Linked DNA regions of Homo sapiens: region 2 is linked to region 1. Evidence: chromatin loops called from intact Hi-C (ENCODE). Cell type or tissue: endothelial cell of umbilical vein. All regions are shown on one strand. Each heading gives the region's core, and the rest is flanking DNA. Links, peaks and the distances in the headings are about the cores only.

Evidence for each region. A loop is a pair of places that touch in the nucleus more often than their neighbours do. Peaks named below come from ENCODE experiments on the same cell type or tissue, not always from the same donor. Only the 100,000 strongest peaks of a DNase experiment are listed, where the experiment ranks them.
Region 2: a loop joins it to region 1, with 2.9 times the contacts of the local background. A loop is called at or near these places in 3 of 110 quality-filtered maps.

Annotation. Positions count from the first base shown.
Region 1 is chr17:40,704,848-40,710,228 of GRCh38, forward strand. No RefSeq gene overlaps it. Among named protein-coding and RNA genes, the nearest start is that of KRT24, 3.8 kb to the left of the region's middle. In endothelial cell of umbilical vein, for the core only: no CTCF peak of the experiment used is centred there; a DNase peak (open chromatin) is centred at 3,014; H3K27me3 peaks cover 259 bases.
Region 2 is chr17:40,784,351-40,789,731 of GRCh38, forward strand. No RefSeq gene overlaps it. Among named protein-coding and RNA genes, the nearest start is that of KRT27, 4.5 kb to the left of the region's middle. In endothelial cell of umbilical vein, for the core only: no CTCF peak of the experiment used is centred there; no DNase peak of the experiment used is centred there; H3K27me3 peaks cover 176 bases.

The sequences.
Region 1 (5,381 bases), core at 166-5,165:
GGTTGGGGATAGACAGTTGTTGCTTACTGGGCATAGAATTTTAATTTTGCAATATGAAAAGAGTTTGGGGCCAGGCGTGGTGGCTCACACCTGTAATCCCAGCTCTTTGGGAGGCCGAGGCAGGTGGATCACCTGAGGTCAGGAGTTCGAGACCAGCCTGGCCAAGATGGTGAAATCCCGTCTCTACTAAAAATACAAAAAATTAGCCAGGCATGGTGGCAGGCGCCTGAAATCCTAGCTACTTGGGAGGCTGAGGCAGAGAATTGCTTGAACCCGGGAGGCAGAGGTTGCAGTGAGCCAAGATTGTGCCACTGGACTCCAGCCTCAGAGACAGAGTGAGACTCGTCTAAAAAAAAAAAAAAGAAAAGAGTTTGGGAGATTGGTTGCACAACAATGTCAGTACACTTAAGACTACTGAACTGTAAACTTATAAATGATGAAGATGATAAGTTTATGTTATATGTATTTTACCACAATTTTTAAAAAGTCTTAAAAAACAGGTGCTTCCAGAAATAGTTTGTATCCTCCTTAGCTTTAAACTTAAGTAGCTGACTTTTGTTTATTTAAGAATTTCTTCCTTCTTTTGCCAGTCTCTGTTAAACTATGTTCACACCTTAATCTTTATATTCAATTATTTGTTAAACAATGTTCTGCTTTAAATTTTTCCTTAAATTGCATTTTATTGGGACACATGATTAAATAGGTAATCATTCACTTTACTATGTAGCTCTTATGTGGCTTTTATGATCTACCTGTACTGTTTTCACAGGAGTATGATGTTACTCTTCTTCATATTTAGGGTGACATATCTCCAAGGGGTACATGGTGTACAAAATTTTAAATTGTTAAGCTGGGAGTAATTTTTATAACGCCCTTCTAAAGTAGCTAAAAAATGCACCACACATAATGTGTTGGTCATCCTGCCTCGCCCATCCCTAAAGCTGTGAAACCAAAGAAAACTAAACCCTAATGATTAAATGGTATGCAAATGCTGGCAATGGGAGGAACAGTCACAGAGTGTTTCTCCCTTTTAAAACTATGAAATGTAATCTTTCAATTTTCATAAAGACTTGCATTTGGCTGAAAGCACGTTTAAATCCCAGCTCCTTCGGAGGCTGAAGCAGGAGAATTGCTTGAACCCGGTGGGTGGAGCTTACAGTGAGCAGAGATTGTGCCACTGCACTCCAGCCTGGGCGACAGTGCGAGACTCCATCTCAAAAAAAAAAAAAAAAAAAAGACAGAGAGAGAGAGACAGACTGAATCTTAGGTGTCTGGGCTCCCAGTTCAAATTTTGAATAGTTTGTGATTAGAAGTTTATTTCTACCTGTAAAGAAACATATAAAAGCTATATTTCCTTATAGAATATGATTTTAATAATAAGTGCAGAATGATTTGCAGATAGTAACCATCAATTTTTTTTTGTGTGTGTGGGGGATAGATTATTAGTATTTAAATATTTTTCAGATTAACATATTGCAGGTTTTTAGACTAGTAGGAAAACCAAATACTGAAATGCATGGCATATGGCTCCTGATGAATCTTTACAGAATTGAGAACAGAACTTGGGTATTCTATCTTCTGTTCATTCAAGAAAATATACTGTTTTGTGTTTTTCAAATAGAAGCATCACATCAGAGTAGTTAAGGGAAGTTGCTGGGTTTAGAGTATTTGTTGAATGTTGACAAAACTTTCTGTGGCAGACAGTAAAAAAGAAGGGAAAATATACATTTAAAAAAATTTTAACTTTTAACTTTTGTGGGTGCATAGTAGGTATATAGATTTATGGGGTACATAAGATATTTTGATATAGGTGTACATATCCCATCAGGGTAAATGGGGTACCCATCACCTCCAGCACTTATCCTTTGTGTTACAAACATTCCAATTATACTATTTTTTAGTTATTATAAATTATACAAGTAAATTATTATTGACTATAGTCACTCTGTTATACTATGAAACACTAGGTCTTATTCATTTTTCTAACTATTTTTGGTACCCATCAAGCGTCCTCACTTTTCCCCTACTCCCCCGTTTCCCTTCCCAGCCTCTGATAACCATCATTCTACTCTCTATCTTCATGAGTTCAATTGTTTGAATTTTTAGCTCCCACAAGTAAGTGAGAATACACAAAGTTTGTCTTTTTGTGCTTGGCGTATTTCACTTAACATAATGACCTCCAGTTTCATCCACGTTGTTGCAAATGACAAGATCTCATTCTTTTCATGACTGAATAGTACTCCGTTGTGTATATGTGCCACTTTTTTTTTTTTTTAAGACAGGTTTCACTCTCGTCACCCAGACTTGAGTGCAATGGCGCGATCTCGGCTCACTGCAACCTCCACCTCCTGTGTTCAAGCGATTCTCCTGCCTCAGCCTCCCGAGTAGCTGGGATTACAGGCACCCACCACCATGACCAGCTAATTTTCATATTTTCAGTAGAGACAGGGTTTCACCATGTTGGCCAGGCTGATCTTGAACTCCTGACCTCGTGATCCGCCCTCCTTGGCTTCCCAAAGTGCTGGGATTACAGGCATGAGCCACCGCGCCTGACCTGTGCCACTTTTTCTTTATCCATTCTACTGTTGATGGATGCTTAGGTTGCTTCTAAATCTTGTCAGTAGTGCTGTAATAAACATGGGAGCACAGACATCTCTTTAATATAGCAATTTTCTTTCTTTTGGACACATTGGAAAGTATAAATTTGATGTGTGAACAGTCTCTTTGCAATGCCGTTGCAATGACAGATAGTAGATAGACAATAAATATTCCTTGAATTAATAAAAACTAACATGGCCTGATTTTCTTCATGAACAACTTGGATCACTGATTACTTTTGTTCTTTACTATGTGTTGTGTTTTGTTTTCTGAATCTTTATGCTCCACTTCTGGGTTAGTGATTCTCAGTGTGTGGTGGCGGAGAGCGGGGCTTGGCAGTAAGAGGAAATGTTGTTTGGGAAGAGGGCAGAAAGGTCAGGCAAGAGTCAACCGGGGACCTTCCTGTAGGGAATCATTGTTTGGGCCAGCTTCCTGCTGGTGGCTGCTCTAGGCCCCGCCAGGGTCAACTACTTGGAAGAGAAAAAAGGTTTTGCAATAATAACATGACTAAGAGCCCACTCCAGTAGATCTGGCACCACCCGTCGATGGATTGGGTGTGTCATTGTCACACCCCAGAAATCCACCAATTCTGTGGCTGTTTCTCTTCCTTCATCACTTTCTCTCCTTCCCCACCACCCTCGTCCATTCTTTCTCTTCCTGGTTTCACTTAAGTGTGTCTATTTGAAGGCTTCCTCTTCTCCACCAGGAAGCATCTGCTTGGTCATGCCATTTTGCCAAATTTTGTTCTGGGAAGAAAAATCACCTGGCTTTGTTCTTGTATGTGAGTGCTTTCAAATCTCTTTAAATAACTCAATTCTCTATGTTTCCTGAAGATCTTTCCGTGAGTTTATGGAGAATTAAGAGAATGGGTGAGTGACTTTGCGGGGGTTGGGATGCTTTGTCCTCCAGGCTCCACAGATAAGACAGTTTGAAATAAGCACAGTTTTCAAGGATTAGCTCTGCTTAAAAAGTCCTTTTGTGCCTTTCTTCATACCAGACAGACAGTAGTCTTCTCTTCAGAGAATCCAAAAGCATGAACAATCCAGATCATAACTTGAGCAGTAGGGCCTAGCCCCTGTGCCTCTTGCCAATGCTAAGTTGATACACTGGGCCTTCCTGCTCTGTCTCTTCCAGCTTGACCCCTCAACCTCCTGCTGCCCTCTGATGTCAGAGAAGCTGCAAATCTTTGGTCAAGGAATCCAGGGCTTAAATAGTAGTTTCATAGCAAAAGAATGGCATGGTATTTTACACAAGATCATATTTTATATGATAGGCTCAGAAGAAAGCTTCATCAGTCTCAAGTCTCTTGTCCTCTGTCCACCAGAACTATAACACAACATTTGAGTACAGTCGATGTCTCTTGACCAAGCCACCATGTCCTCATCTGTAAAATTATTATATTGGTCTATCCACTTCTCAGGTTCCCTTCCAGCTCTAATTTTTAGCAATCTGGTAATTAAATGTATTACTTCTCAGATTTAGAAAGTGTTTTATATTACTATTAGGTGAGATTTTCTTTTTTTCTTTTCTTTTTTTTTTTTTTTTTTGAGACACAGTTTCGCTCTTGTTGCCCAGGCTGGAGTGCAATGGCGCAATCTCGGCTCATGCAACATCTGCCTCCTGGGTTCATGCCATTCTCCTGTCTCAGCCTCCTGAGTGGCTGGGACTACAGGCAAGCACCACCATGCCCAGCTAATTTTGTATTTTTAGTAGACGCGGGGTTTCTCCATGTTGGTCAGGCTGGTCTCGAACTCCCGACTTCAGGTGATCCACCTACCTTGGCCTCCCAAAGTGCTGGGATTACAGGCGTGACCACTGCACCCAGCCAGGAGGGATTTTCTTTACTAGAGCATTAGCTGCAAAAGTTCACTGCTTGTGCTTGAGAACTGGGTAGAGTGGAAATTGTGCTTAGAGGTCCCCTTAACTGGCCTCTACGTGTCTACTCCAAGGTAAGCTCTTATAAAGGCACCCAACTGAGGAAAAGAATACTTGCCTAGAGATTCTTTCAAGACAATGTTCTTGATCAGAGTTACAATTAGAACTAAACAATAAGAAAGACAACCAGAAAAATCTCTGTGAGTTGATACATTCTCTTAGATAACTGTGGTATAAAGGGAAATATATATTAATGATGAGAGTGTCTTTTGAATACTGATGAGATGGCTTGCGGCTAGGGGCCTCTCAATAGCTTCAGGATAAGGACTGGTCTCCAGAGGACCAAGCCTTGATTAGAAGCTTAGAACTTTCAGCCACGTCTCCTAACCTTTGGGGAGGGGAGAGGGGCTGGGTATTGAGTTAATCACAAATGGCCAGACTCATGTCTATGTCATGAAACCTACATAACCCTTAAGTCAGGGGTCCCCAATCCCTGGGAATTGTATGAAGGAACTGGGCCACACAGCCAGAGGTGAGTGGAGGCTGCACGAGCATTACCGCCTGAGCTCCACCTCCTGTCAGATCAGCAGTGGCATTAGATTCTCATAGGAGCATGAACCCTGTTGTGAACCGTGCATGCGAGGGATCTAGGTTGTGGGCTCCTTATGAGAATCTAATGCCTGATGATATGTCAGTCTCCAATCACCCCCAGATGGGACTGCCTAGTTTCAGGAAAACAAGCCCAGGGCTCCCACTGATTCTATGTTATGGTGAGTTGTATAATTATTTCATTATATACTACAATGTAATAATAATAGAAATAAAGTACGCAATAAACGTAATGTGCTTGAATTGTCCCGAAACCACTCCACCCACCTGGTCTATGGAAAAATTGTTTTCCACAAAAC
Region 2 (5,381 bases), core at 63-5,062, 79 kb after region 1:
TGCCATCTCGGCTCACTGCAACCTCTGCCTCCCGAGTTCAAGTGATTCTCCTGCCTCAGCCTCCCAAGTAGGTGGGATTACAGGTGCCTGCCACCATGCCCGGCTAATTTTTGTATTTTTAGTAAAGACGGGGTTTCACCATGTTGGCCAGGCTGGTCTCAAACTCCTGACCTCAGACCACCCACCTTGGTCTCCCAAAGTGTTGGGATTATAGACTTGAGCCACCGCGCTGGACCTATTTTAATATTTCTAACTGAACTTTTTTTCTGACTTTTCAACAGGAGACCTCACATTTTCATTTTGCACTGGGCCTTGTAAATTATGTAGCCAGCCCGAATTGTTGGGTCTCTCTGAGGAAGCTGAAGAATCTCAGAGAAAATACCTCCAGATAGAATTGTTTGAGTGTTCTCCACAAAAAGGGAGCTCACTGTACAACCACTCTGGAAGGAAACACAGACACTTCACACAAAGCTTTCAAATGTTTAAGGTCTTACTCAAAACGAACATAATTTAAAATATCACGATACATTGAAAAACACTCCAACAAGAAAGACAGAGACTCAAACAAACAAAAAATAGCACTCAGGGGAAACAGAGATAATGAAGAACGTTGAAGAAAACTTTAAAAAAGAAACTACCTATAATTATTACTTTCAGAAGTAACAAAAATACTGTATATTTAAAACATGGATAGAACATCATTAAAATTGAACAGGAAGCACATAAAAGACCTCTTAGAATTAAAAACTAAGTCCCAAAAGAAAACTTCAATAGATGAATTGGAAAATAAATTTAAAAAAAAACTCCCCAAAATTAGAACAAAAAGATGAAAAGATAAATATGTGAGCCTTGAAAGAGCCAGTCTCTCTCTCTCTCTGTTTTTTTTTTTGAGACTGAGTCTTGCTCTGTCACCCAGGCTCGAGTGCACTGGCGCGATCTTGGCTCACTGCAACCTCCACCTCCCAGGTTCAGGTAATTCTCCTGCCTCAGCCTCCCAAGTAGCTGGGATTACAAGCACATGCCACCATGCCTGGCTAATTTTTGTATTTTTAGCAGAGATGGGGTTTCACCATGTTGGCCAGATTGGTCTCGAATGCCTGACCTCAAGAGATCCGCCAGCCTCGGCCTCCCAAAGTGCTGGGATTACAGGTGTGAGCCACCGTGCCTGGCGTAAAGAACCAGCCTCTTAAGATGAGTCCTGAGCAGCTAACTGGGCCTAAATTCAAATTAAAACCAAGCAACCATTTGCTGACTACAGGTCACATATTTACTCTGAGTTCCCAGAAAATGTGCACATCTGCTTAACTTTGGGACTTTCATAGCTTCCAGTTTATGCCACCTGAACCAAACAATAGGCTGTAACCTACATGGATCAATCAGAAGTCTGCATGCCCTGACTAATAAGAGCTAACTAAGCAAACATCAACCAACCAGAACTAAGTAAATTTCAATCCTGCATTTTGCATAAGCAGACCTAAGTGGGAACCTGGGTGGGAACTTTCTCTAAAAGACAAATTCCCTTCCTTTGTTCTCTGGAACACATTTTCATTTTACACCAAAGGCTGTGTCTCACCAGCTTGCTAGCTGTTTGCTGGAATGAAGTCTCTGTCCTTGAATTTCCTTCTCAGAGAACTTGTTTACAGATAAAAGAAAATATTAGAAAATGAGAGACTTGGGCCGGGCGCGGTGGCTCACTCCTGTAATCCCAGCACTTTGGGAGGCCGAGGTGGGCGGATCACGAGGTCAGGAGATCGAGACCATCCTGGCTAACACGGTGAAACCCTGTCTCTACTAAAAATACAAAAATATTAGCCGGCGGTGGTGGCGGGCGCCTGTAGTTCCAGCGGCTGAGGTAGGAGAATGGCGTGAACCCGGGAGGCGGAGCTTGCAGTGAGCCGAGATCGCGCCACTGCACCCCAGCCTGGGCGACAGAGTAACACTCCATCTCAGAAAAAAAAAAAAAAAAAAAAAAAAAAAAAAAAAGAAAAAGAAAATGAGAGACTTGGTCAAAGAAGAACAACATCAAGTAGGTCTTCTGGAAAGAGAGAAGGGAGAAATCATGAAGAAATTATTTTATAAACATATTTTCTGAAATACTACTCAGAACTAAACAACTGAGCTTCTAAATTCAAAGAGACCACCAAGAACCATGAATGATAAATGAAAAACATCCACAGTGAGGCACATCCACAGGATCTTTCAGAGAACCATGGCTGGGGGCGGGGGCGACAAACAAACACTTAAAATGTCAGGAGCAAAACCAACACATATTCAATTTTAGGAAAGCCATCATTCTAGTGAAGAATGCTTTCAAAATACGAACCCAGGCCAGGCGCAGTGGCTCACGCCTGTAATCCCAGCACTCTGGGAGGCCGAGGGAGGTGGATCACTTGAGATCAGGAGTTCAAGACCAGCCTGGCCAACATGGTGAAACCCCGTCTCTACTAAAAATACAAAAATTAGCTGGGCCATGGTGGTATGTGCCTGTAATCCCAGCTATTTGGGAGGCTGAGGCAAGAGAATTGCTCGAACCCATGAGGCGGAGGTTGCAGTGAGCTGTGATCACACCACTGTACTCCAGCCTGGTTGACAGAGCGAGATGCTGTCTCTTAAAAAAAAAAAAAAAGTGAACGCAAAATGATATCCAACCTTTTATTTCTAATCCTTTCCTAAGGTTTGTCACCTCATTTCTAAGTTTTTTTCTAATTGTGACTTATGTAGAGAACCAAAATTCTCTACTTTAACAACCACAAGTGAGGGTGGAATAAAAATCTTTTCCGACATGAAAGGTCTCAAAAAAATTATCTCTTTTGCACATTTTGTCAGGAAGCCACTAGAGAGAAAAACATGAAAAAGGAAAACTTAGGTTCCTGGAAATGGAGTTCCAATGTGAGCGCACTGAGTGAGTGTTCCCACATGACAGCTGGGTAGCAGGCTTAAAAAACAGCCAATGTTGCATAGGAGGACAGGAGATTCTGAAAGTGAGCACTTCAGGGGGATAGATGAAAATGATTTCTTGGTAGTTTTAATTGCATAAGAAAGTGGCATGAGAGATAAAGATACGGAGAAAACAGGGGTTAAACTACTTAGAAAATCGTTCTAACTTTAAACTAAGGGTCCTCCATGAATTCAGAAGGGAACGGAACGGCCTAGATCCTGTGAATTCTCAAAACTGACCAGCCATGGTTCCCTCCTGGGAGAGCAACCCACGACAAGGAGAAACTGCTAGGGGAAGAATCAAAATTATTCAGGAGAGGGTCACAGAGAGGAAGGAAACAGAAGGTCTAGATACAAGTGGAGGAGGGAAAAAAAGACAGGAAATTTCAGAAATCAAGCCAATGTATTTTTGAATCCTAGATAAAAACAAGAGAAAAGGGAGCTCTGTGAAGTTAGTAAAGCTATTTGGAATTATACTTTATTATTATTATTTTTTGAGACGGAGTCTCACTCTATTGCCCAGGCTGGAGTGCAGTGGCACGATCTTGGCTCACTGCAACTTCTGCCTCCCAGGTTCAAGTCATTCTCCTGCCTCAGTCTCCTGAGTAGCTGGGATTAGAGGCGTGCACCACCACGCCCAGCTACTTTTGTATTTTTAATGGAGAAGGGAGTTCACCATGTTGGCCAGGCTGGTCTCGAACTCCTGACCTCAAATGACCCACCTGCTTCGGCCTTCCAAAGTGTTGGGACTACAGGCGTGAGCCACCACGCCCGGCCTGGAATGATACTTCAGTCTAGAAGTTAAGGAACATGAATTGGCAATAAAACCAAGCAAAAGAAAAGGATTGAAGTAAAATCCCGGGAAATGTTAATACAAGATAATAAGGATGAGGAGCAGCATAGTGTCCCTATAGAAAATGAAAGCATACCGGAAAGACATGCCTACAAAACTGAGTAAGATACAACCCACCATTTCAAAGTGACTTAAAATCGCTAAAATGATAAAAGAAAAAAAAATTCCCATAAACCAGAATTAGAAAAAAACTTAGAAATGAGGTGACAAACCTTAGGAAATGATTAGAAATAAAAGGACAAAAACCTAATTAAACTAAGATACAATCACAGAAAATGAGAAATTTAGGGGAAATCAGTCACCAGAAGAAAGACATATTCTGGAAATAATCTTAAATAAAATATTAGCAAATACAATTCATTAATATATTAAATAGCAGAAAATATCCCAAGGAAGTTTTTCACCAGAAATGACAATGACTCAATATGATATGTAGCAGATAAAAGTGTCCTATGACAGAAACCATATGATCACCTTAAAAGTACTAGAAGAAAATGTGGGTCCCAGCAGTTGTAAAACTCAGAACCTATGATGGAAATTTTTATAAATATGACAATGAATTATACATTCCTATATGATGACAAAAATCGAAAGAAAAATAGAAATGTCAAAACATTTGCTACACCCAGTAACAAGTGGCAATTTATTTCCCTTGCAAAAAGCTCCCATAAATCTTGGGTTTTTGTTAAAAGAAGGAATAGCAGCGTGTAGTTTTTGCTTTAACAACCACTCGAGTACAGTGGTTGCATTCCTTTTTCTCCAGATGGAGACTGATTTTTGGGAAGTACTTTCAGTGTAGTAACCCAATTCAGCAAAAAGCAGGATGAAGCTTCAAGGATTGGAGAAGAACAGGCAATCATTAGCAGAATGTGTAAAGAACTCAGGAGCCCTAGAATTCCGCCCAGCAAAGGAAAATCAGTGAACCGAAGGCCATAGTCTGTTTTTATAAGCCAAGGAAGGAAGGACAGATTTAAGACCCAAAAGCCTGAGGACAAGATGTTTCCTCCCATCCTGTGGACTCAACAGAACTTAAAGGAAACTTATCCAGAATTTAATTTTACTCCCATTCCTTTGCTGAATAGATACACAGTTAATTCTGGTTTATTTGTTTCAGCAAGAAATGGTGAATTTATAGTTATCTTTTCAAGTCAACTGTCCCCTCACCACAAAGTGTAGTGTGCACTTTCTGTGCTGTAATGGGCCTTGCCTTGGAAAGCAGGCCACCATGAAGACAGTTAAAAAAAAATCAGTGTGTCATGAGCATACCTGATAAGCAGGTCTGGCATCACAGGCATAAAGCCTGTGTGTGCAGCTGCACAAGGTCTCATGTTCAGAAAGGCCCCACATTTGGATTAATGCTCTCCCGTTACTGTCTTGAAAATCTTAGTTTCAAGATGGTAACAGAACTTTATCTTTTAACCTGTCTCTTGTTAGTGAATTCTGTTGGGACCATGGGGGCATACAAGTGAGCATAGAAGTATGCCAGATATGTTTGCCTGCAGGTGCTCCTTACTGTCTCAGGGGCATATGCCCATGTGCCCAACATTCTGGTGGATCCACAAGGTGCAGGAGTCTAACAAAACCCAAAGCA